Regions from separate parts of the Homo sapiens genome. Here region 2 is linked to region 1. The links are chromatin loops, found by intact Hi-C in ENCODE. Cell type or tissue: A673. All regions are shown on one strand. Each heading gives the region's core, and the rest is flanking DNA. Links, peaks and the distances in the headings are about the cores only.

Region 1 (15,248 bases), core at 2,374-10,373:
AGTAAGGGAATGAACAGTGGAGTTGGAGAAACCTGCTTATTGACCCAGCTCCTCTATGTGCGAGTTATTATGTGACCTTGGGAAAGTTACCACTCTCTACAGCCTCAGTTTCTTCATCTGTGAGATGGGATGAGATTATTAATTTTGTAGTATTTGTGAGGACTCAATTATATTAAATAATATAAAGTTCCAGTACCTAATAATTCCCTTTCTACCATGTCCTAAAATGTAAATCATTTCTCTCTTTGGTTTCCTTCTCCTCCTCCCCTTATTTGCTTCCCTGGTTCCTCTAAAAGTAAACAAAATAACCACAGAAATAAATTATTTGGAAATTTTTGTGGTCTTTTCACTTTTGCTAAGGGGTAATTCCAAAATTCCTATTTTGGAATTTTGACACTGCTAGCTCGACATCGTGCTCTCTTTCTCCCCGGCCTACCCCTCTCTTTTTTCTTTGGTCTCTGCAGAGAAGAAAAAAATCTCTCTGTTGAGCACATTAAGGTCTTGTAACTCCTTCTAGTCATGCTTATGGTCTCCTATTCCAGTTCTTGTCTCTTATTTTTGGGCAAATTTGTGGTTACCCTCCACTACCAAATTAAAGGGTTAAAATGAAAATGGGCTTTGGTTTAAAAGAATAAGCTTCATTTTGTGCTGAAATGTAAAGTTCAACTTTGGCAGCTAGAGGAAGCCATTAGTGAACCCACATGTTTTAGGAAATGAAGTAGATTAGTGTAAGAATAAAACACTTTGTCAATTTAATTAAGCAAATAAGTTTATTAAAATATGCAGACTAATTTCAGAACCTAGTTCTTTGCACTGCAGTGGCCTTCTGCCATTGGAATCTCATGATATAATGTGAGGGCTTTCTCTTTGATTCTGTAGATCTCATGTCTTGATGTTCCTTCCTGGTTCTCTGGTCCTTTTATTCAAATGTGCTCTCTATGCTTTATTTGCTGCATTTCTCAGTGACTCCTTAGGTCTGAATGTGTCACGCTCCCAGTAAAGAAGCACTTCTTCAAGAACAGGATGAAGAAAGTTTGGGGTGGTTGGTTGATCGAGGGATTGTACTCTTTCTAAGTATTTATAGCTCATCTGTCTTCTGATGTTGGTTCCTTAGGCTTCTAGCAGGCACGTGTCGCATTGTTGTTAAGCAAAGCCGGTATGTATGTTTGACAAGTTAGCAGCGTGGCAGCTCAGCTTGCTTCCCAGCCCTGCCGCAGTCTCAGGGATTGTTTGGTTTGGCAGGTAGCCAGCTCTCTGCTATAAGATGCATTTCCTTGACAGGATAAAATGTGGAGCCGCATTAGCTGCAAAGTTTACAAAGGTTAGCTAAACACACACAATAAATATTAATAAACAAAAAAGGCCCACCCACCTTTGGCTTTAAATTTTGTTTCTTCATTTCGTGTTTTAGAATCCTTGTAGTATTTGATTAATAACTGGTCTTAGGGTAATTGAGCCTTAAGTATCCTCTGCCTAAATCAGATTGCTCACTGGCCTCTCATTTGCTGCTTAGTGACTCATTGCCACAGTGCATGGGGCTCTGGAATGACTGTTTAGTTTAAGGGGTCTTATTTGCCTCTCCCTGTTTCGGCATGAAAGGAGGGTAAATATGCTTCTCTGTAAGAACATATACTAATCAGCTATATGTGTGTGTAAAGGCTCTGGAGGGTACAGGATGTGAACAGGAATAGAGGTGAGGTGTCCTTGGACTCCCTGGAAAGCAATTGGACCTTGGTCTGTTGGCTTGGGCAGTTGCCTCTCTCTAACATTTACACCCTCAGTGAAGAGGGAGAGAGTAACAGTAACCTGCTGCCCCTGGAAACTGCCTGTTTGGCTGGATGTCTTGGAATTTATCAGGCCTACATTGTGGATCTTTTCCAATTCTGCACCCTGCTCACTTGAAAACATATTTGAGAACTAGTAATCTTAGACTGCTGAGCCAGACCTCTAGAGAACCAAGAAAGAGAAATAACTCTAATACTGTGCCCTTAATATTGTCCTGGGCCATTTATGGGTGGCTGAGATTTCTGAAAGCCTTTGACAGCCGCTTTCATTATTCTGTGATTCATGTACATTCTCTCTCTCTAGGACCACATTAGGAGGAATCTAACCCTGCTACATTTGTAGGATACCTGAGTATAATAATGATATGAGGAAATCAAATTATTTCTCATGGAGTAATGATTTTAATTTGAAAATTGTCTCCAGCTCTACCTAGCAAAGCAATCCATTTAGGCATGGGTGAACTGTAGCTTTTAATTCATTCCTTTGGTGAACATTTTTTGAGCACCAGACACTAATCTAGGCACTTGGGATATGTTGCCAAACAAAACTGACTGAGATCTTTGCCCATGAAATATGTGTTCTAGTGGGGAAGGCAGACAATCAGCATCATTAATAAATAAGTTATATATTATATTAAAAGATGATACATGCTATAAAAAAAGAAAAGCAGACTAAGGGGAGTTCTGGGGCACAGTTTTAAATTGGGTGGTTTAGATAGCAATGACATTTAAGCAAAGACTAAAAGAGATGAGTCTTGGCTCAGATGGATTTCTTCTACATAGGGTTTCATAAACATGACTTCATGAAGTTATGTTTGTGACTCTCCTTATGTTTCCATATACCTGGCTGTGGCCATCTGGGAATTTCCAGTGGTCTATCTCAAATTAGTCTCAGTGGTGGAGCACCTAGAAGCTGCACTTTGTAGACCATGAGCTATTGATATACTTAATTACATCTTCCCAACCAGGAGCAATTTTATTAGGAGAAAATGTGACTTTTATATGTATGCATTATAAACTAGGTTTTACAAGCATAGGTACAAAGCAACAACAACCCCCCCCCCAAAAAATACCCAAACTATCAAATTAAATATATCTTATTTTTTCAAGTTTTTCTGTTAATATTTACTCACTATTATATTTGTTTTATCATCTTTTAGAACTTGCTAGCCTGGGTAGCAGGCACCATAGATTTGAGAAAAATTGTGGAAAGCAAGCCTAAAGTTGTGAAAACCTGCCCCTTTAACTTAATTTTCCCCCCAGCTGATGGGGAAAACACAGCCATTCTGATTTGATTTTCTCTGTACAATATCCCATTCCTCTTCAGTGGTACATAGGTTAAGAACCACTCTTCTAGAGTAAGTCTGTTAAATCAGATATGAATTAAATAAAAGTCTTGTAGACTCTTTTCAGCTTTCTCCTTAGTTCCTCTGGAATCTCAGGTAAGGGTTTGCAGCCATTTACCTATTTTTTTTTGGCCTATTTTTTTGCCATTCACATGGGAGTCAGAATTTTTATTTCTTTGTTTTTTTCTTTCTTTCTTTCTTTCTTTTTTTTTTTTTTAAGAGACAGAGTCTCACTCTGTCACCCAGGCTGGAATGCAGTGGCACAATCATAGCTCACTGAAGCCTCAAACTCCTAGGCTCAAGCAATCTTCCTGCCTCAGCCTCCTGAGTAGCTCGGACTACAGGCGCGTGCCACCATGCCCAGCTGGGAATCAATGTTCTATCAAAAAGGATCTGAGAGATTTCAAGATATTCTGTCTTAACAAAAGAGTGGAATGAGTAGAGACAAGGAACCAAAGAAATTCAGCCCAAAGTAGATTTAGGAGACGTAGTCATGATTTTCATTTTACCACTAGAACTATAAAATGCTAATATCTAATCATACCCTTTTCCCCTTTAGTCCCTATATATAGTTTGACAAGTGATAGATTATTAATAAACATTGAATTAATGCTTCCACTCATATCTTGTTCTATCAGAGTGAGTTCTATAGAACCTAGTACATGGGGTTTCTGTTTACTAACATTAGCTTCATCTTTTTTCCCTTTAATTCTGTCCACGCTATCCCTCCCACCTCTGCCCTCTTACCACAGACAAAAATTAAAAACAGGTTATAGTTCTCACTGAGAACTTGTGGTTCTTTTCAGCCCCAGAGCACCACTTATTTTCCTTACCAGTAATGAATTCATAGGATCATAACTTCCAGTGAACCTTCTCTTAAACAGCTTTTCATTTAGGTTAATGTCAAGTCTTTGTATTCTGTATCTCTGTTTTACTTCTGCTGTTGTCCTGCTGTTTTATCTCATAGATAGGGAGACATTATTAAATGCCTACAAATGTGCATTGTTTCTGAAAAAGCTTTATGAGATTTGGATCTTTGTGAACTAAAAACAATAACCACCTGGTCTCAATCTGCTGTCCAGAGGGACATATTGTATGTGTGTAAGAGCATGAAATTCGCTTCAGTGGTAAGTGTAACTGAGTTATGTGGATTTAGCATTCCATGATGCCAGCCTCACGTGGTAATGGACCTGGGAAACCTAATTTTGTGGTTTCAGGGCTGTCCAGAAAGGGAGATAATGTCAGGAAGAGAACATCTTTTTTATTTTTATGGAGTATCACCCAGATAATAAGTGATGGAATGGAATTTTACTTCAGGAACACAACTTTATGGTTTAAAAGAAAATGTCTGAAAGTTAGAGGTAAACCATCAGGATGATATTTGATATAGTAGACTAGCCATCAAAGTACCAGCAGGATTGTTTCCATTTTTATCTGGCCTCTTTAGTCAACCACTGCGCTTTTCCTTTGCAGAGTGTTGTTCGCTGCCTGTGGCATCCAAAGCTGAACCAGATCATGGTTGGAACTGGAAATGGATTGGCTAAAGTCTATTACGACCCCAACAAGAGTCAGAGGTATTTCATAAGTATTGCCTGTTTTAGATGGATGACAACAACTGGGGGGAGGGATTTCCCTCCCACCCCCGCTTTTATTTATTTCCCACTTTGATGGAGATCCACCCATTTAGAAAATGCAGCTGGAACAAAGTAAAGCCTCAAACTCCTGGTATTGTGCTTTAAAAAGGATTTGAATATTGCCCTTGATCCACACTGAATTCAAAGCGAAAGTTTCCTGGGAATTTGCAGTTGTTTAGCTGAAATGTTGAGTGCAAGGGGGAAAAACGTTCTGCCCACTTTGCATACCACCCTGGACAGAGGCATTAGCAGTGATACATGTAAGAGATTTAACAAAGCAGGGAACTAACCACTTACAGGAAATGGAATCAGCTTGTCCATTTTGCTTCTTTCTTTTTTGGCTTCTAGCAGTTTGGATGTTTGGCAAGATTATTCTCTGTCCGCAGAAAGGGACAGCACAGATACGTTTCCCCTCCACCCCCATGCCCACCCAAGTTTCAAACTTAAGCATACCACTGTATTTCAAAAGTCTGAAAACGTAACTAGAGGTTCAGTCATTTCCTCAGTTATTTCCGTTTTGCTTAGGCACAAAGATGGATATGTGTCATCACCCAGAAAAGATGGTTTTGTTTCTCTCTCTTAAAGTACAGTGACTGATAAGCTTTCTTTAGAGTAAGACTTGGTTAACTAGCATTAAAATTCACATGTGAAATTTACTGGGGTCCCATATAAACCTGTTTTAAGGTCCCACATCCTTTGAGGAAAGGAAAGCCAGCCTCTATTAATGAATATTCATTGGCCATAATTTTGCTCTGAATAGAAGCAGACAGCCCCATCTTCCTTCAGAGCTTCCTGGACTAGAGTTGGAATCCTGGCCTTATACAATAAAGTATATTTATGGTATTTGAAAACAAATAGGATTTTATTTGTTTTTTAAAAAAGAAATTAAAAATGCTAATGTACTTAGGATGGGAGTCTGTTTCACTTGAGAAAATGATGAGCCTCATTTGATAGCACCCATTTAGAAGGCACTTTCTGTGGAAGCTTTGCTTTAAGAAATTTACTTATTTGTATTTGCTTCTCTTGAAAAGGATAACTCTGTACTACTAAGGAGAAGTGCAATGTTCTAAGCACATTTTTGGTTAATCCCACACATTCTTGGGCCATAGCCCCTCGGCAACACTGCCAAGCCAACTCAGTTCCAGACACTTGTACTCTTGTATTTGAAAAGTGGACATATGCCATTTGGGGTGTAGACCACCCAGGTTGCTTTAGTCTGAGACATAAACTAAAATTTTAACCCTGTGACCTTTAGAGTGAAAAGGTTGGGTAATTTTATTATTTAAGATCTTAAAATTTCACATTATTCCTATAGGTTTTGTAAACTTGTGTCCTGTTGCCCTGTTACCTCTCCAACCCTCTTGCTTGTTAATAACCACTGACTGACAGACTTGCTTTTCCATAAGTTTAAGCTTTTATCACTGAGAGCCCATCTGTTGCCATCCCTCAGAAAGTCAAGTACTTGTGTAGATGGAGTGCATGCACAGAGTATGTTCCTGAAAGTATCTCATGTTTTCAACATGAAATTTTCTGTTTCTAAGACCAAGTAAAGAAAATAATTTGCTTTTACACCCGTTAGGGGAGCAAAATTATGTGTGGTTAAAACCCAGCGGAAGGCAAAACAAGCTGAGACTCTAACTCAGGACTACATCATCACCCGTAAGTCGTTAACATGCCTCTCAATCATGCATCTCTCTTCTACTCTCATGTGGTTTTGATTGCATAGCTTTAGAGACAGAGAAAGCCCTCAGAATTCAGGCATATATTACAAAATTGCCCATTCATGTGGATAGGACTACGAGTCATGTAACAGCTAACCTCTGTGGCTTCTGTGACTCATCACAGGGACAGGGTTATTTCATGCAGCTTTCAACCCAAAAGGGAAAAGCCTGTTCGAGTCCAATACATTACTTTATAGCAGTTTTTTCAAGAGTAACAGTCTATTCCAAGTGTGAACAAGAAAGAGTGCTGGTCTTGGAATCAGGAGGCCTGGGTTTGTCCAGTTCCACCACTGAGTGGCAATGTGATGTTGAACAACTTAACTTTTAATCAGGGAAGTGTGGCGACCAGAGGAAGGGTCTCTTCCAGCTTTCTCTGAAATTCTATGACCATGTGCTAGACTGATCCACAGGAATTTGTATATAAAATTAACTACCTGGGGTATGAGTAGAAAGCTTACTAGGGCAGAGTGGTTTCTCTCACGTATGTCACACAACCTCATTAATCTGGCAGATGTGTGTTCCCAGAGCCACAATCTCAAACCTGCAACAGGTGACAGCTAGGAAAGAAATAATGGATGCTACAGCGATTATCATTAGTGGATGGCCCTGTGGACTTTATCAGTGACTCAGTCTGGAGCCCAGGGGGCGCTGTACTGCTGGGTTTTCTCACTGGTGGTGGGTCTCATATGAGACCAAGTCCCTTGGAGCTTATGACCAGTAAAGAGATCCCATGACACTTTTTGCAAGAGTAGAAGTGTTAAAGTCAGTGTCATAACTAGTCTAGCTCATGTAATTACATGCGGCCTACTTAAATTCCTCCAGTCGTTTGAAGTGAAAAGCTATTTTCCCCCTCCTAAAAATACTGTTGTGTTGTGTTGCCCAACTGAGTGACGGGTGGCTATGTTTCTCAGCTCCCCTGACTCAAGGCAGGCATGTTTTACTGGTGAGTGATATGGTCTGGCCTCAGTTGGCAGTATAGGTAGAAGGTAGGAGGGGATACTGGAAGAGGTTTTGAGGTGTTATAGACATTTTATTGATATTATAAATTCCCTTTAACCTTTCCCTTCCTTCCCCTGGTCCCCCGGGAAAAGTTTCTTTTAAAGGGGGTTTAATCTGCACGTAAGAGTCAAAAGAAACTGCTAGTACTTTTCTGGGGCAAAAAAAGGGAGTTATTTAATACTTCCCCTAATAACTCTTTCCTTTTCCCCTAGAATATTATACTGTTTTCCTTTTTAAATTCTTATAATCTTTTATATTCTGAAATTTAATTTTGACATTGAGTAAACAGTAACAGCAATTGAACGCATATTACTTTGGTTTTTATTTTCTTATTTTGCTACCATATAGCAGGAGGGATAAGGCCCCATTAAGTCCCCATGCCAAGAGATTTAGGCACCTCTTGCATTCATGGCAACCTTTATCCCAGTTTCAGTGGGATAAGTGTTCCTCCCTTCCGGTTACTCAGTGTTGTCAACTCCTCCTGAGAGGTGGTCACATTTCAGAAACGTGTGAAGTGATTCCAGTGTTTATGAGACATCTGAGGAAACTTCAGGGCTGACAGCAAGCTGTTGGCATTATTCACATTTGGGTCCTGTAAGAAAAAATAAGAGGCAGTCCCAATATGTGTTTCTTTTCAAAACCACGGTAATTAAGTTTTAACTGCTACCCATGGTTTGGGAGATGGGGAGCCTCACCGATGTTTCCATGACAATATTTGACAGTATTTCCTGAGTGCTGTTAGCTGCCAGGAGAGGTGACCAGTGAGTCTGGTCTCAAGCAAAATTGGCTAATTGGTTACAGTAAGACTGTCTTTTATTATCAGATCAAGACTGTCATTATGACTTCCATTTCATCTTTCAGTTAGTCATGCTTTAACTATGTTTTTGGATGGGAAGGTTATTGTTATAATGAAATTTTTCAAATGTGACTTCTTGTAGCTCATGCCTTGCCTATGTTCCGTGAGCCCCGCCAACGGAGTACAAGGAAACAGCTGGAGAAGGACAGACTGGATCCCCTGAAGTCGCATAAACCTGAACCTCCTGTAGCAGGCCCAGGTGACTGTGATCCAGCTAGTGACCTGCAGAGGGGGTTCAGAGGCAGGGTGGGGTAATTGATATAAAATTGGGAAGGTCTTTTGGGCCTGGATGCTTCTTTGTCTTCAGAGAGATTTTACTAGTGTTTTAAAAATGTTTTCTTTTTAGTAACAGAAAAGCTGATGCAGAATCCAGATGTATAAAGCTGATAAAAATTGAGCTTCTATACTGAAATAGGGAGGAAGACTGGGGCCCTTTCTGCTTGGTCTCCAACTAGAGTTTTCCTAGCTGGCCTCAGGGGAACTCGGGGGCTCAGTGGACCTTGGAACCCAGTGTTAAAACCACTGCTCTCAATATTGGCTTAATGTACAACACTGGGCACTTTGACCAGAATCCAGGCTGGATTAGGTTTCACACAAGGCAGAATGTGGCCATCATTTAGATTTGTGTTGATATCACTAGAAGATGAATAAAAGTCTTTAGAGTTTTTGAGAAGTAGGTACCAGAAGAAAGCCAAGCAGCACTGGCTAATAGTATAGCACGTACCTTGACTAGAATTTCATTTTCTGTTATCATCTGTGTAGTTTCTATTTGGTCTGCTCCTTCAGCATAGAAAACATTTTGCATATCTATCTTAATTATTTTTTTCATTTTTTTCTAACACCGTCCTAACTAAAGTTTCCAAAAAAGATTTTTTCTTGGATTATTGTGAACCCTTCTAACTATGCACCTTAGTCTCAAGTCACTCCCTTTCTCCCACCTCACTTCTATTTGTCTTATACACAGCTTTAATCCCTAACTCCATTAGCTTTTCATGTTGCTACAGCCTCCAAACCTTCATAAGCTTCCCACTGTCCAATTGTCTTTCCAGAGATTCAAGGTTCTGTACAGTCCAAATCAAATCTACCCCTGTAGCTTTACACCTTACTTCTTTCCTGCTCTGATCTTTTGAGATTACTGTTGGTTCAATCCTGTCCCCAAATACCCATTGAACTTTCTTCTTTCTGCATTTTTGTACTTAACCCATTCTGCTTATTGAAAATAACCTTCTTTACCTCCTAAGCTTTCACAAATTGGATCCATCTCTTTCATAAAGACCTGTTCAACCACCTGAGCCTGAAGTGCTATCTTCCTCTAAGTGCCATAATAGTTACTGGCCATACAAATTATCTCACAGTTAATTATTTCCTGCCTTATTTAGTTTCTTCTTATCTTGATTTATGAAATTAATCTTTTAGTGTTATTTGGCTTTTCATATGTTTATTTTATCTTCCTAAGAAGTCCTACATCTTTCTGAGTACCAGTCACTATACTAGCTGCTAGAGATCTAGTGGGGAACAAATCCCTGCCCTTAAAGAGGTTCCTATTTCATAGGGAGATTATAGTACAGCAGAGCAACATGAATCAGTATGTTTAGCTTATTTGTTTTCTCTTATAATACTCAGCAAAGTACCTGTAAGGGACTTGGAAGATGCCAAGCCCTAAGATATGTTTATTTAAATAGCATCTAATGAATATTGTTTATTTTTATTAATTGAATTCTAAATGTTGATGCCAGAGGAACTTTTTAAAGCATATAGATGGCAAACTATCTGTAATTTTTTCTATATTGGTATCATTCTGTAAGTTAAGCAACTGAGACATAACAAAAAAATCTCTTCCTATTTAAAAGTGCTATCGGGAAGTTGAGGTTTGGTGATCTCTTTGGTTCTGATTGTCATAAATCTAAGCTGAAAGGATGAAATTTAAGTACTCTTGAGATTTGTGCTCAGATAAGTACAGTGTACACAGATATACCTATGTATCCTCATGCTCATTCAGTTTCTAATTTGGTTTTTTTTCTTTTGCAATAGGTCGTGGTGGCCGAGTTGGAACCCACGGGGGCACTCTCTCTTCCTATATTGTGAAGAACATTGCTTTGGACAAGACCGATGACAGTAATCCTCGGGAAGCCATTTTGCGTCATGCCAAAGCAGCAGAAGACAGCCCATATTGGGTTTCTCCAGCATATTCCAAGTGAGAATATAGCTTTTTAAAACAGGAAAATTGTTATGTTTAATGAATTGGGGAGAACATAACAATGTTGTTTTTGAGTTCTAACTTCTCTATTTCTTATTTCATACTTAGATATGAAAAATAGGCCAGGTACTCATGGTCTTTAAACCTAGGCATTTGTATGTATCATAAGACTCTAAAATCATGAATTTTAAAACTAGGCCCATTCCATCAGAGTTGTAGCATAGTGTAAACCATTATGTGAAGCCCATCCTGCCCATGATTAAAACAAACAACAAACAAATCACTGCTTATGTGCATTATCTTAGTTGACGAGGGTTAAAAGCAAATGAAGCAGTTTGTAGGTCTGTTATTATGAACTCACTTTTATTTATAGAGCTGTATATGTAAGTAACACTGCAGAGTAGATCCTGCCTGCTCGTATTCCCTCAGACAGCTTAGCATGGATGAATAGGGAGTGGTTCCTAAAGCTATCAAACCAGCTACATTTACATTAAAGATAGGTACTATTATAGAATTTTCCGTTTTTATTTTTATTTATTTATTTAGAGTCAGGATCTTGATCTGTTGCCCATGCTGGAGTACAGTGGCATGATCATAGCTCACCGTAACCTCAAACTCCTGGGCTCAAAGGATTCTCCTTCCTCAGCCTCCTGGGTAGCTAGCACGACAAGCATGCACTGCCACACCCAACTAATGTTTTAATTTTTTGTAGAGACAGTGTCTCACTCTGTTGCCCAGGCTGGTCTTGAACTTCTGGTCTCAAGCAGTCCTCCCACCTCAGACTCCCAAAGTGCTCGGATTACAGGCATGAGCCACTCCACCTGGCCAGAATTTTCAGTTTCTAAATTTTTAAACTTTTTAAATTTAATTTTAGATTTTTAGGAAAGTTGCAGAAATAGTACAGAGAGTACATATATACTACTCACCCAACTTCCTCCTAATTTAACACTTTACATAATCTTAGTACAATTAATTATCAAAACTATAAAACTAACATTAGTATAATACTATTAACTAGCCCAGGTGCATTAGCTCATGCTTATAATCCCGACACTTTGGGTGGCCGAGGCAGGCAGGTCACTTGAGATCAGGAGTTCAAGACCAGCCTGGCCAACATGGTGAAAGCCCATCACTACTAAAAACACAAAAATTAGCCAGGTGTGGTGGCATGCACCTGTAATCCCAGCTACTAAGGAGGCTGAGGCAGGAGAATTGCTTGAACCCGGGAGGTGGAGGTTGCAGTGAGCCAGGATCACACCACTGCACTCTAACCTAGGTGACAGAGTAAGACCTTGCCTCCAAAAAAAAAAAAAAACAAAAAAAAAAAACAAACTAAAACTATAGACCTTAGTTAGTTTTTGCCAGTTTTTCACTCATGTTCTTTCTCTGTTCCAGGATCCCACATTGTACTTAGTCTCCTCCCATCATAACAGTTACCTTTCCTATGTTTCATGATTTTGATGCTTTTAATGAATACTGGTCAGTTATTGTGTACACTTTCCCTCAGTTGGGGTTTGCTTGATATTTTCTTATATTTGGAATGAGACCATGCATGTTTGGCACAAATAACACAAGAGAGATGTTGTGTCCTTCTCAGTGGATGTCTTATTACTGGTGATGCTAACTTTGGCCACTTGCTTAAGGTTATATCTGCCAAGTTTCTCCACTGTAAAGATGCTTTCATTCTATTTTCAGTTGATAAACTTCTTGGGAGTGATATTTTAAGACTATGCAAATCCTGTTTCTCCTCAATTTTGCTGTCTAATTTTATCATCCGTGAATGAATTTGCCTATAACAGTTATTACTATGGTGTTTGCCTAAGGGTGATTTTCTGTTTCCCTCTTTTCTTCTGTGTTTATTAATTGGAATTCTACCTAGAGGAAAAGTTGTTCCTTCTCCCACATTTTTTTATTTTTCAAGTATTTTTAAAATATTGGTATGGTCTCTTACATTATTCTGTGAGATAAATTCCAATACTATCATTTAGTTTGTTGCTCAAATTGTTCCACCTTTGGCCAATAGAAGCTGGAATGGCTTCAGAATGGCTCCTGGCATCTTTCTCAAGCGCCTATATATTTTTTTAGTACTTCCTTACTTTCTGGCACCACAAGATGTTACAGACTCATCTTGGTTTTTCTTACCCCCATTCTGGAATCGACCACTTCTCCAAAGAGCCGTGGCTCCTTTTGTTGGAGAATGGTGATTAGAAACGAAAGGCTGTGTGCTGGATGTGCTCCTTGCTACTGCAGTGCCATTGCTTCTAGGTCCTTTCTGCTGACAAAGCTAGGAAATACATGTATGCATACTAAGCTACCCATCTACACACATCTGTGTTTCTGAATGTATCAATCTGTAGTTATATTTGTAAAACCATGAGTTTGAATTGATGTTTCTGATTTCAGTCCTGTATCACAGGTTCCCTAACTTTTCTCCTTTCTGTATTTGTAACTTCTTTCTCCGTTAATGAGAAACCCAGCTCTTATTTGTTCAGGTCTGGCATATACATTAACTAGTTTTAGAATTGCTAACTCATATCCCTGTAAGAATCACTTTTCCTATCTGCATGGCATAGTTTGTTTACAGTTCTTCTTGTCTTTAGCCTTAAAGTATACTTTCTTCACCACCCCAGTGATTGTGGCTGTGTTAGCCATTTGAAATGCAGTTAGGTTCATTTTTTAGTGTTTATTTCCCTTTTTTGGGTTTTCTTCACGTTCTGTTTATTTTTTGGAGTGTGTGAAATATTACTATGGTTCTAGGAGTCAGAGCTTTAAAAGAGATTTTCTTAGAGAACTGTCTCTTCCTCTTCATTCCTGCTCCCTTTTCCTATTCCCAGTCCCCCTTTTTTTCAGTCCCTTTCCTATCCACCCCTTGTAGCTAAATAATCTTTTTAGTTCCTGGTGTATCTTTCGGGTATTTCTTGAGCAGATACGTAAGTATCTTCTTACATCCCCGTATTTCCTATGTGAAGGGTAGCATAATGTAAATCATCTTTTTTTCTTTTTTGGTCTAAGTTCCACTTGAAAATCTTTGGTGAAGTGTAATTACAACATATGAACACATGTATAGAGTAAAATGTCACCGTTTTTAATATACAAATACTAACCACAACCAACTTTTATCACAAAATTATTGCTAATCTGTGATTATCCACAAAGTAGTTGGTTATCTAAATGTTTCTTCATTAACATTTTAGTATGAAATTTAACTTTAAATGAACTTTGGGAATACTATTTATAAATATGTCAGCAACTTTTTTTGTTATGCTATTTTTGAAATTTGAATTGATCAGTTTAGGATTTTAGCTTCTTTTCATCCCCCATCTTTATTGAGGTATGATTGATTTAAAGATTTGTATATATTTTGGTGTATAACTTGATATAAATTAAGTCATATTGATTTGCTTTTTTTTTGGCTTTGCTTCTTTTTCACATAGAACTCTGCCCTAGAAATCACTCTACATCAGTTCTTGGAGCTCACTGTCATTGATTTTCATAGTTGCATAGTACTCCGTTGTACGAATTTATCATAGTTAATTCAACCATTCTTCTATGTAAGGATATTTAGGTTGTTTCAGTATTTTGTAAGTACTAACAATGCTATAGTGAATAGACTTACAGACGTGTATTTTTGTATTACTGGAGGTATATTCAAGTTTTTTTCTTGATGTCTTTATGTATTCCTAAAGTTTTCTCTTTAATTGTGAGAAAACTGGATGCTGATTACTTTTTAAAACATTAATATGCTGGAAAAAGCCTTTTATTAACCAACTCAATCTTTATACTGCTACCAGTCCTCTACTCATTATTCGGCGCTATTTGCCTCAAATAAAAACACATCATCTTAGCATGCATTCCTTAGAAGCAGGCCCTGAGATAAAGATTTACATAAAGGTGAATTATTAGGGTATGTTCCCAGAGAAAATCAGTAGGGGAGTAGAGATGTGTCATGAAGCCATCAAGTGTGCAGTATCAAGCCAAGTCCCAGGGAGGGTCGCTTTGGCTTAATCCTGCAGGGTAACCCTGGAGACTGTGGTCAGAGTTGTCCTGGTCAGGGCCATGGCAACTAGAGTATTTATACTCCCTTATTTGTTGGTCATTGGTGATGGTTGGAGGTAGGGTTGGGAAAGACACTTCAGGCACTGTCAGCTCTCCAGCATTTTAGAGGTAGGTGCTCCTGCTGTGAGTGAAAGCACATTGCCCAGTAATGCTAAAAGGATTTGAGGCAATCGAGGGGAAGCACTGTGTCCTCTGCTGTTTGTACTGTAGCAGAACAGACTATGTAATGTCAATGTGGTTGTTCACAATTTATATTAATAAACAATACAGATGGAACATCTCTGAACAGTGAATTGGATAATATGATAACAACTAAGAGGTCATATCAAGGCTGGCCAGCGAAATAGCATGCTTTAGCCTTCATTTGAATAGTATTTATATGTGTATAAACTAATCCATGTCAACACATCATTGGCAGTCAGATAAACTTATAGATTATGGCTGTGTTGACACTTCTGTTTTTAATGGAGTATTTTCCATTATTATTAGGGATTTTTTTTATACTTCAGAAACCTTGTTTAGAAACATACTAAAGATTTGTCAAGAAAACAGTCATAGTTTAAATTTTGTTAAACATGGTGCATGTTATTTTAATGGCTAACTGCTCCAAATATTTGTGTCTATGTTTACACACAAATCACTGAGATGTCTTCAA
Region 2 (15,248 bases), core at 4,012-12,011, 470 kb after region 1:
AAACAATGAAAACAACCTGATGTTCATCAACAATGCATACCGAAACTGCGGCACCTTCATATAATTAAGTGTTACAACGGGGGTGGGGGTAAAGCGAGGGGAAATGAACAACTGCTACGTGCATCAACAAGGATGAAGCTCACAAAATGTTAGAAAAAAATCTACTTGTAGACTAATAAATACAATATTTTATTTCTAATATGAAGCTTAAAAGTAAACAAAATATATATTTCTCTTACACATGCACACATATATATAATAAAAAGCATAAATATATGTATGAGAATAAAAAATACAAAATTCAGAACAGTGAGTTCTTCTGGAACAGAGAGCACACTTGGGGAAGGATACACAGAAAGTTATCTACTGCACTGATGACTTCTATTTCTTAAGCTAGGTGGGCATTGATTGTATTCTTCTTTATATCATTTTGTATGTCTTAAATATTTTATAATACATTTTAAAATGTTATTTTGAGGCGTCAAAGAATTTCAGAGCTACAAAGACCTTAGAAATCATCTAGTTCAACAACCTCGTTTTAAACACAATGACAAATAACTAAAATCGGGAAAGAGGAGGTACAACTGATGCCACAGAAACACAAAGGATTATAAAGGCTATTATTAACACTTATATACCAGCAAATTATATAACCTAGAAACAACAGATAAATTCTTAGAAACAGGTTATATAAGGTTAAATTCTTATAACCTACCCAGACTCAATCATGACGAAGTAGAAAATCTGAACAGACCTATAATTAGTAAGGAGATTGAGTCAGTAATCAAAAATCTCCCAACAAAGAAAAGCCCAAAACAAGATGGCTTCATGGGAGAATTCTACCAAACATTCAAAGAAGAATTAACACCAATCCTTGTCAAACTCGTCCAAAATATTGAAGAAGAGGGAACACTTCCAAACTGATGTTATGAGGCCAGCATTACCCTAATACCAAAGCCAGACAAGGATACTACCAGAAAAAAAACTACAGGCCAGTATCTCTGATGGGTATTGATGTAAAAACTCACAAGAAAATACTAGAGAATGGCATACAATAGCACATTTAAAGAATTATACATTTATAATCACGTGGGATTTATCTGTGGGATGCAAGGATAGTTCAACATAAAAAATTCATAAATATAATACACCACATCAAAAGAACAGAGGACAAAAATGGCATGATTATCTCAGTTAATCCAGAAAAAACATTTCACAAAATTTAACAACTTTCATGATAAAAACATTCAACACACTAGTAATAGAAGAAAACTACTTCAACATAATAAAGTCATATATGAAAACCCCACAGCTAACATCATACTCAATGATGGATACATAGAGAACTCCTACAACTCAGTAACAAAAACCAAATAACTCAATTAAAAAAATGATCAAAGGACTTCAGCAGACATTTATCTAAAGAAAATAAACAAATGACCAACAGCATATTCACAGATGCTCAACATCACTAATCATTAGGAAAATGCAAAGCAAAACCAGAGTGAGATATTACCTCACCCCCATTAGGATGGCCACCATAAAAAAAAACAGGAAAACAAATGTTGATGAGGATGTAGAGTAATTGGAACCCTTGTTCCAATTGTAACAGGAGAAGAAACAGGCTTCAGCAGTGCAATCCTGAAGACAAAACACTGTTGGTGGGATTGTAAAATGGTGCAGCATGATGGAAAACAGTATAGAGATTACTTGAAAAATTAAAAATAGAATTGCCATATGATTCAGCAATCCCACTTCTGAGAATTTTTACAAAAGAACTGAAAACAGGATCTCGAAGAGACATTTGCACACCCATATTCATTGTAGCATTCTTCATAATTGCCAAGATGTGGAAGCAACCTAAAAGCCATCGGTAGAATGAATAGATAAAGAAAATGTGGCATATACACAAAATGGAATATCATTCAGCTTTTAAAAAGAAGGAAGTCCTAGTACATGCTACAACAAGGTTCATACCTTAAAGACATTAGGTTAAATGAAATAAGCCAATCACAAAAAAAGACAAATATTGCCTGATTCCACTTCTGTAAAGTGTCTAAAGTAATCAAACTCATAGAAACAGAAAGTCAAATGGTGGTTGCCAGAGGCTGGGGACACAGGGAACCAGGAGCTATTCAATGGGTATAGGGTTTCAGTCATGCCGAATGAACTTTCTAGAGCTCTGTTTGTTATACAACAATGTGCATGGCATATAGTTAACAATACTGTACACTAGAAAATGGTTAAGAGGGTAAGCTTATGTGTTTTCTGGCTGCAATTTAGACAAAAAACACGATGAAAGCAAGGGCCAGAGTGACGGGATGACATGCCCACCATCAGGAAGTTGGCCAAATCCAGATCATTGGCATTTTTCCTGCCTCTTGTCACCTCCTCTTGTCCTGATTTCTGTTTTATTTGTAACAGCATTTCAGAAATGTGAGATGGGCTTTAGAGATGATTGCTCTAGAAGAGAATCAATTCTTTGTTGAACCGTGATGTCTCCACTTTAAATGTTTACCTGTATCTTTGTGGTTTGCTCCTTACACTTCAACTGGCTTTTAAATTGAGTTTGTGGTTGTATTGTAAATAATTATACATTAATATTGCACTCGGCTTTTGCTGCCTTTCAAGCACAGAGCTCAAGGTCCTTCTGAGGCAGTTAAAATTCAGGATTTGCTTACCAGATGAAATGGAAGCTACATTATGGGGAGAAAAATTTGAGACCTAGAAAGGGTAAAGAACTTATCTAACATTACAATGCCATTTTTGTTTGGAGGGGAACAAGTTTCAAGTTTAAATCATTTAAAGCTTCTCCACCCTCCCCTCAGGTCACAGGACAATGATTTGCTTCACACTTTAGCTGTAGAAAGTAAAATGTAGGAAATAGAGAAGTTTTAATACCAGTGGGCCCACATTTTGCCCTTGGAAATGCCCTCCTCCCCACCAGCCTGTGTTCTACTCTGACCACATTTCCCTGGCTCTGACACCTTTCTGCATATTTTCATAACTTTGGGGTAACTGAGACTTTGAGATGAGTGGGAGCATGGGAAACAGTCCCCAGAGGAGGAATTTCTGCTTGTTGAAAATGAGAAGCGCCCGCAAATGGAACTTAACAGCAAAAGGTGTCCTGAGTCATCATTCAGTCCTCGCTGTGGCAGTCATAATTCATGATATCCTGAGCCCTTCATAGGTTCCTGAGAATAACGATGGCTGCCTCCTTAGGCACCCATTTGCCAGGCACGGGGCACAGCTGGGCAGACAGCCCCCCTCTGGGAATTGAAGCTGGGCACCTGGTCAGCTGGCCTGGTTCTGCTCAGGTTCTTGGCTGAGAAAACAGAGACTGCCAGTTCTTTATACCATCTTCCCTGATTATTTGCTTTTTTTTCCGTGAACATGTCTAAGGAGGGTTCCAGAAAATATGTAACTCTGCAACACATAGAGAGGGCAGACAGCTAGCACAGGGGGGTCTGGGCTGGAGGCTTCTCCAAGGCCCTGCTGCCTAGCCACAGACAAGTGGCCTGAGCCCCCGGAGCCCTGGGCCTCTGAGGGTTGTCCGCTGGGTGCCTGTTGAGCCCCTGGATCTGTGTGTTTGGGGCTCCCTACTGGCCGGGGACTCTCGCCTTGCATTCCTTGCCTTGATCCGCCTCTGGGCCTCCCGTCTGACCTCCGGGGCCTGGGTGTTGGCCCGGATTTATGACCCTGAGCTTCTTTTTATCTCTTCGGGAAGTAAACGTTTTGGTTGGAAAGTTTTTCAATTTCCTCCTGGCCTGGACCAAACCGCTCATATTTCCAAGGGCAAGATTCCCCTCTCCTCACAGGTTCTTGTGCCCTGAAGTGTAATTAGGAGCCTCACTCCACCTGCAGACAGGCTCCTGCAAATGCTTTGATGGTGGTGACCACGACAAAGACAGCAGGCTGCTCTATGCTTACCCAAACCTCACATTTGCGGAGTAGAGTTATTGGTTTTTTTTGTTTGTTTGTTTTTAGCAGCTGTAGACACAAGCCACTCCCCTGCAGACCTCCTCCTCTGATTCCCAAAGGAAAAGACCTTTCCAAAATGTATATGAGAGGCAGGGGCACAAGTTCTTGAAGCTGGATGACCGTTGATTGCCTTCCCCTAAGTGTGCCCTACAAGACAATTACAAACTCTCTTGAGCCACAGTCTCTCAGGAGAGGGCTAGAAACCAATACTTTTACCGAGTGTCCCAGGTCCTTCTGCTGCACCCGAAAGCTTTAGAACTGCTGCTGTAGAAACTGTGCAGCAGATGGAATGGGGCAAAGCGAATCTTAGTCCTCTTGCTTTTAATCCCCTTGAAACCCTAAGCATTGTTCTCAAGAAAAGAACATGAACCCAGGACAGTTCAGCCATGTCGCATATTGGGCCTCTCACCAATAACAGTGCTCCATGGTTTTATTTATTTTTTTGCCGAAAGTTTCCATCCAATTACACACGCATCTTTTTTTCTCCTCCACAGTGTCCCATCCTTCCAACTCCCATACTCACCCTCCCAAGCAGTTTCCCTCTTAGCCTGGTCCCCAACACGATGTCATTTGAAAGTCAGGGCATCCCTTTTATACCGTCGTGAATATCTTCCAATCTGATGGGTCCTTTTATCCTGAAACGCTTCACCCGCTTTCCACCCCAGCATAACTTCACCCACCACTGAAGTACCGCCAGCCGGCTCAGGAGGGTGAGCGGCAGCTGTTGCCCTGTTTAGGGCAGGAAGTGAAGAAGAACATGATATTCAATTAAAACTGCAGGGGGAATTCAGCGAGACAGCAGGGTCTAATGGAGACTGATGGCCTGGGAGACCAGCCGGTCTGAGTTCCATTCCCATCTCTGCCACCGGCTCACAGGGGTGACCTTGGGTCTGTCACTAAAACTTTCTGGGCCTTCGTTTCATCTGAAAAATGGTAGTGATGATACCTGCATCCTCACAGGAATAGTTACGAGGATTAGGGAGATTAGAAAAATACACAGGGCTCTTTTGATCCCTTTAAAGTCAGCAGTGAAGGATGGATGGATGCAGAAAGCGGTCTTAGGCTAAGTAGAATTGGCTGCCAACAACAGGATGTGATTTGAGGTGTAATCAAAAGTCGGCCGGTGCTGAGATAGCTCCCCTAGCAGCCTGTGAGCTGCTCTGAAATCCCACTGCTGGACTAGAGAGCCAGGCTAAAACACAAGTGTGACAAGTCGCAGCAATAACATACCATCAGCCTTTGCATGAGTTAGCTGGAGTAGGTTGCTGGTTTCCCAGGAGAAAAAAAAAATGGGCCCTGAGTGATTGAGGCCCTAGAACAGGTAACTATGACTGACGGAGAGTTTAGATAGAAAGAATGCAGGAGCTCAGAGTCAGGGGAACTGTGGTTAGGGACTTTGTGGGGAGCAGAGTGGTGTGAGGAGAGTGCCAGAGCCATGGAGAATGTTAATTACAGAAGCTGATTTTCAAAGTACTACAATAGGCCTGGCGCAGTGGCTCACACCTGTAATCCTAGCACTTTGGGAGGCTGAGGCAGGCAGATCACTTGAGGCCAGGAGTTCAAGGCCAGCCTGACCAACATGGCAAAACCCTGTCTCTACTAAAAATACAAAAATTAGCTGGGCGTGGTGGCATGCACCTGTGATCCCAGCTACTCAGGAGGCTGAGGCAGGAGAATAGCTTGAACCTGGGAGGCACAGGTCACAGTGAGCCGAGATTGTGCCATTGCATTCCAGCCTTGGTGACAGAGCAAGACCCTGTCTAAAAAAAAAAAAAAAAAAACAAAACACTACAATAAATGTTAGATCATTCGTCCCAGTAAGAGCCTTCCCTAGGCAATGTCTGATGTCTAACTTTCATGTAAGACACTGTAGACATCACTTCTTACTAACCTTTGCTCTTTATAAAACTGGCGATCCTACATTATGTGTTCATGACACCAAGAAAAAGCATTGCCCTCGTGAAAGTGCTATGATGATGATGATTGCAGCTGTGCGGGCCAGTATTATCATTTCAATTTCAGTCGGTACCCATTTGTTGAGTGTCATCACACTAGGGAGGATGGTGGGGGAGGAACAGCATGGGATTTGGCGTCCTGGGGCTTGGGTTGGATTCCCAGCTCTGTCACTTTGTTCTGGAACCTTGGATACTTAAGCTTTCAGGGATCCAGTTTCAGCTGGTAAATTGGGATAACAGACCTACCTCACATGCTTTCCAGAGGATCAGATGAGGTGATGCAGTGTGAAAAAGCCATGCTGGATGTGACAGAGGGCTACACAAAGGTGAGCTGCTGTCTAAATCAGGACAGGCTGGGGTCTGCTGCTGTAACAAACAAACAGTAACCTGACATTTCAATGGCTGCATGTCAGCCACAAGTCAGCCTAGGGGGCACTCTGCTCATCAGAGTCACACAGGGACACAGGCTCCTGGAGGAGCCCTTAGCTGCCTGCTCAGGAAAAAAATATGGTAGAGTCTGCATTGGCTCTGAAAGCTTCTGCTTACCTTTCATTAGCCACAGAAAGTCACATGGCCACATCGACTTCCAGTGAGCAGGGAAGTGCCATCCTATCATGTGTCAGAAGGAGATAGAGTTGGAATATTTATTCACAGCCTATGACCCGAACAGTTGCTACTCTACAAGGCTGGATAAGATGTGGTCCTTGTCCTCAAGACGCTTACCAGAGCTCACCTCAAGATCCCTACCCAGGGGTTTTGGAAACATCTCCAGGAAAGTGTACCCTCTTCTTTCTGCCATGGATCCCTGCCCCTGCCTGCCCACCACACGGCCAGGGCCTCATCACTTCTAGCTACCACATGAATGGCTTTGCTAAAAGCAGCTAGAACACCCACATGCTTCCCTGGCCTCTGCCACTCTTGTTGTAAAATAACCTCCAAGGCCTCTTTTTCGGAGCTTGTGCCTTCCCTTTGTCCTTCACCCAGATGTTGAGGAGAGGTGCCCAGGTGGCCAGGTTCGTGACGATCCCCCAGGCTGCAGCTAATTGCACCATGCTTGAATGCAGCTGGGAGGAACAGCTCTTTGCTTGCCTGGAGCCCTTCTTGTACCAGATGTCTGCGGACCTTCCCACCGCCCAAGCTCAGGTCTTACTGCCTTTAGGGAAAGAATGAAACAGGAAAGCTTAGCTCATTTGGTGTCTCTCACCCCAGGTTAGAACCATCTTTCTGTTCTTCTGCTGGAGCAGAGACATCTCTGTAGCTCCCTTCTCCATCACCCAGAGATTCCTGGGGTGGCCTGAGACTCACCAAAGCCTTTTTCTTCCTTCCTCTTGAGTGGTGTCCCTTCTCCTTGGACACTTTAGTTGGAGTCCTGAGAGAGAGAATGAAAGAGTTTAATGCAATACTATTAGTAATAACAATAAATATAATAGGTTACCATGTGCTAGGCTCTGTTCTGAGTGCCTTGCATATATTAACTGATTAAATGTTCACAAGAAGCCTATGAAGTAGGTATTATTAATAGTCCCACTTTAGAAATGAGGAAGAAACGCGCTCAGAGAGGTTATGTAGGTTGTTGAAGGTCACACAGCTAATACGTGGCAGAGCTGCGATTTAACCAAGACCGTGTGACTACAAAGCTCATACAGATCTGTTTTTATCATGGCAATTAGGTCTACAGTGGTTGAGAGAGATGGTTGAGGTTACAGATGGCAAGGGCGCCTTTATTCCTGGTGCTGGCAAAATGGCCTTCCCGGTGTATTAGGAGGTCGTGCCTGCCCTCTGCTGGTCGTGAATGAGCATTGCCACTCAGAGGATGTGGACGAGAACCCGCCGGCAAAGCACTTCACAGGTATTTCAAAGAGAGTAAACAGGCAAATAAACTTGCAGCTTACATGCAGCAGCGGCATATTGACTATTTCTTTCCCTCTGGTTTGGTGTGTTTTACATTTGTTTTTTTCTCCTGGAAAAAAAAAAAAGAGGAATAAAAAGCAAACAGGCAGCTCTCCACCTCTGAGAACAAGCAGAAGAAAACCACAATTATGCAACTATCAAATAACAAGTCTATGTGTTTATTGTCTCATGGAGATTGTAATGTAGTACTAGATGCCCAAAATGTCATCCTAAACAGATGTAAAGGCACATTTTTGGTCGTTCATAACTAAGTTAGGGTAAAATAGTTTCCTAAGTTAATCAGGGTATTCTTCCACTATCGAACGTTGCATGCAAAAAGATTCTTCATTTAAAAAAGTTCAGCTGTTTTGAATTATCTATGTTCAAATAGAAATTTTGTGTCCCTTTCTGATTTGCTGTAGAAAGACAAAGGTGGCCATCTCTGACTAGGCTGCAGTGCAAGTCAGCCGGAGACATAGCACATAGCACATTACAGGGACCCAAGATTTTTGGGCTTATAGTAGTGACTACTCTTAAGGGGACAATCTGGCTTCTTCGAAGGCCCCCAGCCAAGAGGACCCCTTCAGACAAGTCAGTCCTGCCCACTAAATCTTTATGGGGAGGGGAGTAGAAGGGAGAGGAAACACTGCCACGAAAATCTAATCCTGAAAACTGTCCCTGGGGATTAACCAGCTGAAGCCAAGTATTAGTTCTCACACTGCTATAAAGAACACCTGAGATTGGGTAATTTATAAAGGAAAGAGGTTTAATTGACTCAGAGTTCCACATGGTTGGGAAGGCCTCAGGAAACTTACAATCATGGCAGGAGGTGAAGGGGAAGCAAGTCACATCTTACTTGGCGGCAGGAGAGGGAGACAGAGAGAGGAAATTTACAATCATGGCTGGAGGTGAAGGGGAAGCAAGGCACGTCTTACCTGGTGGCAGGATAGGGCAAGAGAGCAAATAGGGAAGTGCTACTTTTAAACAAATCTCATGAGAACTCACTCATGATCACAAGAACACCGTGGAGGAAACCTCCCCCATGATCCAATCACCTCCTACTGGGTCCCTCCTTGGATTACAATTTGAGATGAGATTTGGGTGGGGACACAGAGCCAAACCATATCAAGCCCCTTGTAACAGGTACGTGACCTGAGGAGTCATGGCCTCTAAAGGTTGGATCTTCAGCTCCCAGACAGAGAATTGTCAGCATTCGTAGTTCTTAACTTGGATATTTAAAGTTTCCCTCTCTGAGAAGTTTGAGCAAGTTACAGGACATAGGTCACACCCACAGCAAAACTTTCATTGATCAGGGCTCTTGTGTGTATTTTTCACCCCCTGCCAACACACTCTACTTAAGTAAATGTGAAAACCTCAAGAAAACTGCTGATCAGAAGATTCAGTAAAGCGGACCTACTTTCAGGACATACCTTAGGATCTGTGCATATTCAGATATCCTGCATACCATGCTTGGACCAGGTACATTTATATCACGACCTTGGCTAACTTTTTCTCATCTATGCTCACTGCTTCAAATAATCGCCTCAACATGGGGCACTTGCAAGTCTGCTTCCTTACTGCTGCCTCTGTCCTGGGATCTGGATTGGCGTTTCCAACTGCCTGATGGGTAGCTCCATCTAGATGTCCCCCCAGGACCCGCAAGCAGCATGTCCAGATCTGACCCAAGCATCCCATCCCTGAAAGTCCCCTTGAATGCTTTATTTCTTTTAACGTCATCACAATTCTCCTTGGGATTCCAGCTCAAAGCCCCAAACTCCTCCACTTTGCCTCATGCTCTGTCCCACCAAATGGACCTGGCCAGCTGCGATTCTCTCCTACCTCTGTGCCTTCTTGACCTCCCCCTGTCCTGACTCCCTCCTGGCATGATGTCCTGGACAAGGGGGAGTTTCAGAGCCAGACATGGGTTCAAATCCCAGCTCCATTATTTATTGCATATCTGAATGTGGACTTTTTCCCTTAATTTATTCGAGCCTCATCTGTAAAATTGAAACAAATATGTACCTCGTAAAAGTAATTGTGAGATCAATCAGATAATATAGATTAAATGCCTGGTATAGGGTGAATGTTAAATATATGTTATTTTTCTACCCTCTCATTCAGGCTTCATTATTTCTCACGGGGGCTAACTTTGAGTAGCCTCCTAATTCATCCTTGCCTCTTTGCTCTCCATCACAAGCACTGATTGCATATCCACTACTTGCCAGGCACTGGGCTAGTCACCAGGAAGAGAAACATTAAACAAGTCCACAAGGCCCTGCCCCTGTGAGGCTTACAATTCAATGGAGAAAGTAACATTCTCTCCTTCCTGTGATTTATTGTCACTCTTGTACCTGATGGATCTTGCTTAAGCACAGATTACATGTCATTTTTCTACTCAAGACTGTTAGTGGCAGCCCATTTCCCATCTCATGAGATATCTTTCTTTGGCTGGCATTTAAGCCCTTCTGAATTAATAAAGTTCTCATTTGCTTTTGTAGCCCAATTTCCTTCCACTGCCCCTATGTATATCCTCCTTTCTGTCCAAGTAGAATTACTTGTCAATCCCAGTATAATGGACATTTGTCTTTTTAAAAACTACCGATCCTTGTGGGACATCTTTTCTGTTTCAGAGAAATCTCCATGAGTGAGTCTTGGTGAAAGGCAGAAACTCACAGTCCTTCTCTTTACTCGGTGGATACCAGCATGTAAGCAAATAAACCGGGCTCAGCCAGTCAAAAACTCTACTCAAGATTCTGAGTTTTGGGAAAGTGACACAGTATCAGAAGACACACGCAGAGTATTTAACTCGAGAGACTTCAGTGAAGAGAATATTTACAGAGGTATAGTCAGGGTTAGAAAAACAAACAAAAGATGGTGAAGTTCCTCTGTCCCAGGACTAGCAATGCCCTTGGGGTTCACTTATAAAGATGAATGTTGATAAATGCTTATGTACTGAAACAAAACAGAAAATTGTGGTACTTTTCTCATTTTATCTGCAACAATCTAGGGAGTCACATAAGAATGTGTTCTCAGGCCGGGTGCAGTGGCTCATGCCTGTAATCCCAGCACTTTGGAAGGCCGAGGCAGGCAGATCACTTCAGGCCGGGAGTCAAGACCAGCCTGGCTAAAATGATGAAACCTTGTCTCTACTAAAAATATAAAAACTACCCAGGTGTGGTGGCGCACCCCTGCAATCCCAGTTACTTCAGAAGCTGAGGCACGAGAATCGCTTGAGCCTGAGAGGTGGAGGCTGCAGTGAACTGAGATCTCGTCGCCACTGCACTCCAGCCTGGGCAACAGAGTAAGACTCTGTCTCAAAAAAAAAAGAATGTTTTCCCAGGTTGCCTGGCCAAAGAGGGAAGGGCATGATTTTAGCCTGGACCGGACTTACCAGTACAGGTGCACCTACCAGTGACTTTAGTTCCAGCATTTGAAAGTGATCTCAGTTGTTGGCTTGGTGAATAGATTGAAGCCACTAAGTGATATTATGAGATCAATTTCTTAACATTAAGTAGAAAAAGAAGTCAAAAAATCTTGAGAGATGGGAATGCTGGAGTGAATGTAGCCTGTTTGACCAGGACCTATCCCTCTGAGTTTCTGGAGAGGACCCAAAAAGGCCTTTGCTAAGGCCTTTGGCAATAACACTGGAGAGGAGACCTGCCATCTTTGAACAGTGCTTTCGTGGCTGTTTGGGGTAGGCTGGGTATGCTAGCAGAAGGTGCTACAGTTGAAACAGGTTCTCTGTTTCCAGTGGGGTTGGGGAGCTGGTTGGGAAGTGATGGGGGCAGAGGAGAAGCACTTATCCAGCAGAGACAATGGGGGTGTATTTACTGTGGTAGGCAGCAGAGTTGACTCGGTAATGCGAATAATTTAGCTATCAAGGATCTTTGGCAGAAGCTAAGCGATCCTGAAGGTCCATGGGTATATGAGTAATTCATCAAGTTCCTACTGGATTTGCATAGCTAAAAAGAACTCTCAGGGTGAGAGGCTGTGGATTTGCCAAAATTTGTGTAGTATAAACTCATGGCCAAGAAAGAAGAACACTAAAGCAGCCACCACCCTCTCAATCTCTGACCTCCATGAGGAAATGAGAGGCTTGAGGACTGTGGATAGCAGTGCCACTTTCACATGGGCAGATGATTAAACACTGAGAGGCATCAGTTCATACTTGACCCTACCTGCACTTCAGCAAAACCAAAATTCAAATTACTGAGGAGGAGCAGCTGTGATCAATGGAGAACTTAAAGTGCTCAATTTAAATGGGTAATGTGGAAAATGTCTATTTTTTCCTTGATTTTACATGTATGTGTCCAACTAAAATAATCAATTTTAGTGACAAAATTGAGAACTTAGACCACTAAACACTGAAGTGATCCATGCCTTGCTGATTCACAGTTTACCCATTTAGTATGAAGTCCCACCCCTCGCAAACAAAGAGGACTGGAGCCCGGGGAAAATTTCATTTCTTTCAGATTTTATCCATCAGATCTTAAAGTGCTATGGTGATGTATCTGGAGAACTCAGGCCACAGTCTTAGAGGTTTCTTCACTATTGATGAAAAAGGAATCCAAAGGTAGTTTAGAATGGATGACCCTCCTGTTAGCAGAGTAGTAAATAAAATACTGTATTGGAGTCAAGTGTCCCCGTACACTGACCAGTATGGAAAAGTCTGTCCTGTTGGAAACCTGGTGGTAAAACAAAAATCTCCTACTTTAAAGTATTTTGATAAACTAAACTGAAGAACTAAATGGGAAACTTCACTTTCAGGCCCTGATGCCTAATTTGAAAATTATCAGTAACTTCATCCCATGAGATATTAAATAAACACATAACTTCCAGATTATGTGACCATGTGTCTGATGGAAGCTAAGCCACTATGGCAGAAAGTGACGACAGATAGGGCCCTGGGCAGTACATAAAGAAGTTGGAACACCAAGGTAGGACTGCCATAATACCTCAAGGACAAGAATCGGTCCTTCCTCCTAGTTTTCCAAAGATAACTGAAGACCACTTACCATGGTAACTGAGTACCAGGGAAAGATTATTTTGACATTGACTCTAAACTAACAAATTGTTAGAGATTGGAGAAGGGGCTTATGGAGACCATGAGATTAGTGACGTTTTGCCCAAATCCACTTCAAATATGGCTTCATGAGATCCCCATCATACCTGGTTGTTTCACCAGTCCCTAGGCATATAGTTAAAATCAATATTTAACAGTTAGAAGAATCCTCACTTGTGAAGAAAGATATTTCATGGCAGGAAGGACCCAAAGAAAATGGCTGGAGGGCTCTACCAAAATATTAAAAAAAAAAAAAAAAAGAAAGAAAGCAAACGTTTCTGGGAAGTGGGGGAAGGAGGAATGTACCCATGCAGATTAGTGCTAATTGGAAGGTGCAGGCCAGGCGCGGTGGCTCACGCCTGTAATCCCAGCACTTTGGGAGTCCGAGGCAGGCGCTTCACGAGGGCAGGAGATCGAGACCATCCTGGCTGACACAGTGAAACCCCGTCTCTACTAAAAATAAAAAAATTAGCTGGGCATGGTGGCGGGCGCCTGTAGTCCCAGCTACTCGGGAGGCTGAGGCAGGAGAATGGCGAAAACCCAGGAGGCGGAGCTTACAGTGAGCTGAGATGGCACTGCTGCACTCCAGCCTGGGCGACAGAGTGAGACTCCGTCTCAAAAAAAAAAAAAAAGAAAGAAAAGAAAAAGAAAAGGAAGGTGCAGGGATGGTGACCCTTCAAAATAAGGATAGTAATATTGTTTATCTCGTAGAGCTATCGTGATGATTAAATGAGTTAATACATGCACGATGAAAATGATAATCACAAAACAAATGCTAGCTACTCCTTTTGCAATTATTATACTTGTAACTCCTATTTAACCCTGCATAGGGATATGCAGAAGACAAATGACCTTCAAGCATTATTATAGGTTATTTTAAGCATAATTAGGTGTGGTAAGATTCAGGACCTAGAGAGTAGAGGAATAATCCTCCTCCCCAAATACAAGGTCTTTTTACTTCAATTTGCTTGGGAAATTCAATGGGCTAGGGCATGTCAATATATCTCCTCCTGGGTGAAGGCACATCCCTGTACCCGACACCTCCTACCAAGAGGCAAAAAGCTAGGCACGCCTCTTTGGATTTTGAGTGGGGTGTGAGTTATATTTGCATTGTGCTGCTCTGAATCACTTTTAGCTAATTTAACTTAGTGTAAGATACCCAAACAAGAGACAGTTCTCCATCTGATCTAGCAGTACCACTCAACTTTCTGATTCAGGAGTCCAGTGGATCTTGAAGTATTTGCAGCAGTTTGAGTTTCTGTGAGGAGCCTATTGCAACCCCCAACAGGAGATCACAGCAAAGGCCCTGAGAGTCTTTGAGCAAAGCTATTCTATTTCAATCAACAACTATTTTCTTTTGAGGACTTGCTACGGAGCCTTAGTAGAAAGTGAACCCCTGACGACAAAACATCAAGTGGCCATGTAACCTGGTTGCTTATCGTGAACTAACTGTGTTATTTGATCCAACTAATCATAAAGTCAGTTGTGCCCAGCAGTGTGGGCACGAAACGTCAGGTGGCCATGTAACGTGGCTGCCTATCATCAACTGTTATTTGATCCAACTAACCACAAAGTCAGATGTACCCATCAGTGTTCCACCATCAAATGCAAGTGGTAGATATGGGACTAGGCCTGAGCAGCTTCTGAAGGCACAAGGAATTTGCAGAAGTGGGCAGCTCACACTGCCAGCTTGCTGGAATCTACATGACCCTCAGCTCACACCTCTGATGTCATGGGGAGTTTGCTAAGAACAGGCCACCACAGAAACATGAATCATTGGTTTAGAGCTGGTGCACATGATGTGCAGGTCCTGGTTATATAGAGATTGTTGTGGCTTTAAAACCCCACTTGGTGTGGCCCTGAAGGACAATAGGGAAGGAAAATCTTTCTGGGAGCAAAACTTAAGGCTGTACATAACCATGTCATTCATTTTGCCTGGAAGAAGAGAGAGCTTGAATTATGACAAACCAATTCACAAGCAGCAGTTAATAATTTGTCCAGATTGAGACTTGACATGTTGTTGGTAGGTTGGTAACAATGAGGTTGGGTATGTGTCTCCTGAATTGGGCCTGGAATGTGAGAGTACTTGTCTCCCGTGATGATGGTCACAAAAGGACTTCATGCCAAGGTGGGTCCTTCCCCCACCACCTCAATGCTTGTTTAATCAGTTCCTGAACTTGTAACTATGGCAACAGGCATGGAGGCTATGTAGGGACTCCCTGAAGGGATCAACCCTCTGTCTGTCCAGGTAGATTACACCAAGCCCTTTCTAAGATGGAGGAGCTAGTGATTGTCTTCACTGGAATATAAGATTTTCTGAATTTGCATTTGCTCCTCTTGATAGATTCTGAACAAACTTG

What was found. A loop is a pair of places that touch in the nucleus more often than their neighbours do. Peaks named below come from ENCODE experiments on the same cell type or tissue, not always from the same donor. Only the 100,000 strongest peaks of a DNase experiment are listed, where the experiment ranks them.
Region 2: it touches region 1 in a loop (6-fold over the local background); 6 of 110 quality-filtered maps call a loop at or near these places.

Annotation. Positions count from the first base shown.
Region 1 is chr5:37,716,512-37,731,759 of GRCh38, forward strand. It overlaps WDR70 (WD repeat domain 70), which reads left to right. Exons shown (of 18, transcript NM_018034.4): 14 at 4,604-4,704; 15 at 6,344-6,423; 16 at 8,423-8,539; 17 at 10,372-10,534. Among named protein-coding and RNA genes, the nearest start is that of GDNF-AS1, 120 kb to the right of the region's middle. RefSeq lists a silencer at 1,076-1,370 and an enhancer at 7,521-8,720. In A673, for the core only: a CTCF peak has its summit at 7,113; DNase peaks (open chromatin) are centred at 5,260, 6,510 and 7,140; H3K4me3 peaks cover 1,340 bases; H3K27ac peaks cover 6,396 bases.
Region 2 is chr5:38,185,584-38,200,831 of GRCh38, forward strand. It overlaps the pseudogene PRDX4P2. Among named protein-coding and RNA genes, the nearest start is that of LINC02119, 45 kb to the left of the region's middle. In A673, for the core only: a CTCF peak has its summit at 7,732 (motif pointing left); a DNase peak (open chromatin) is centred at 7,688.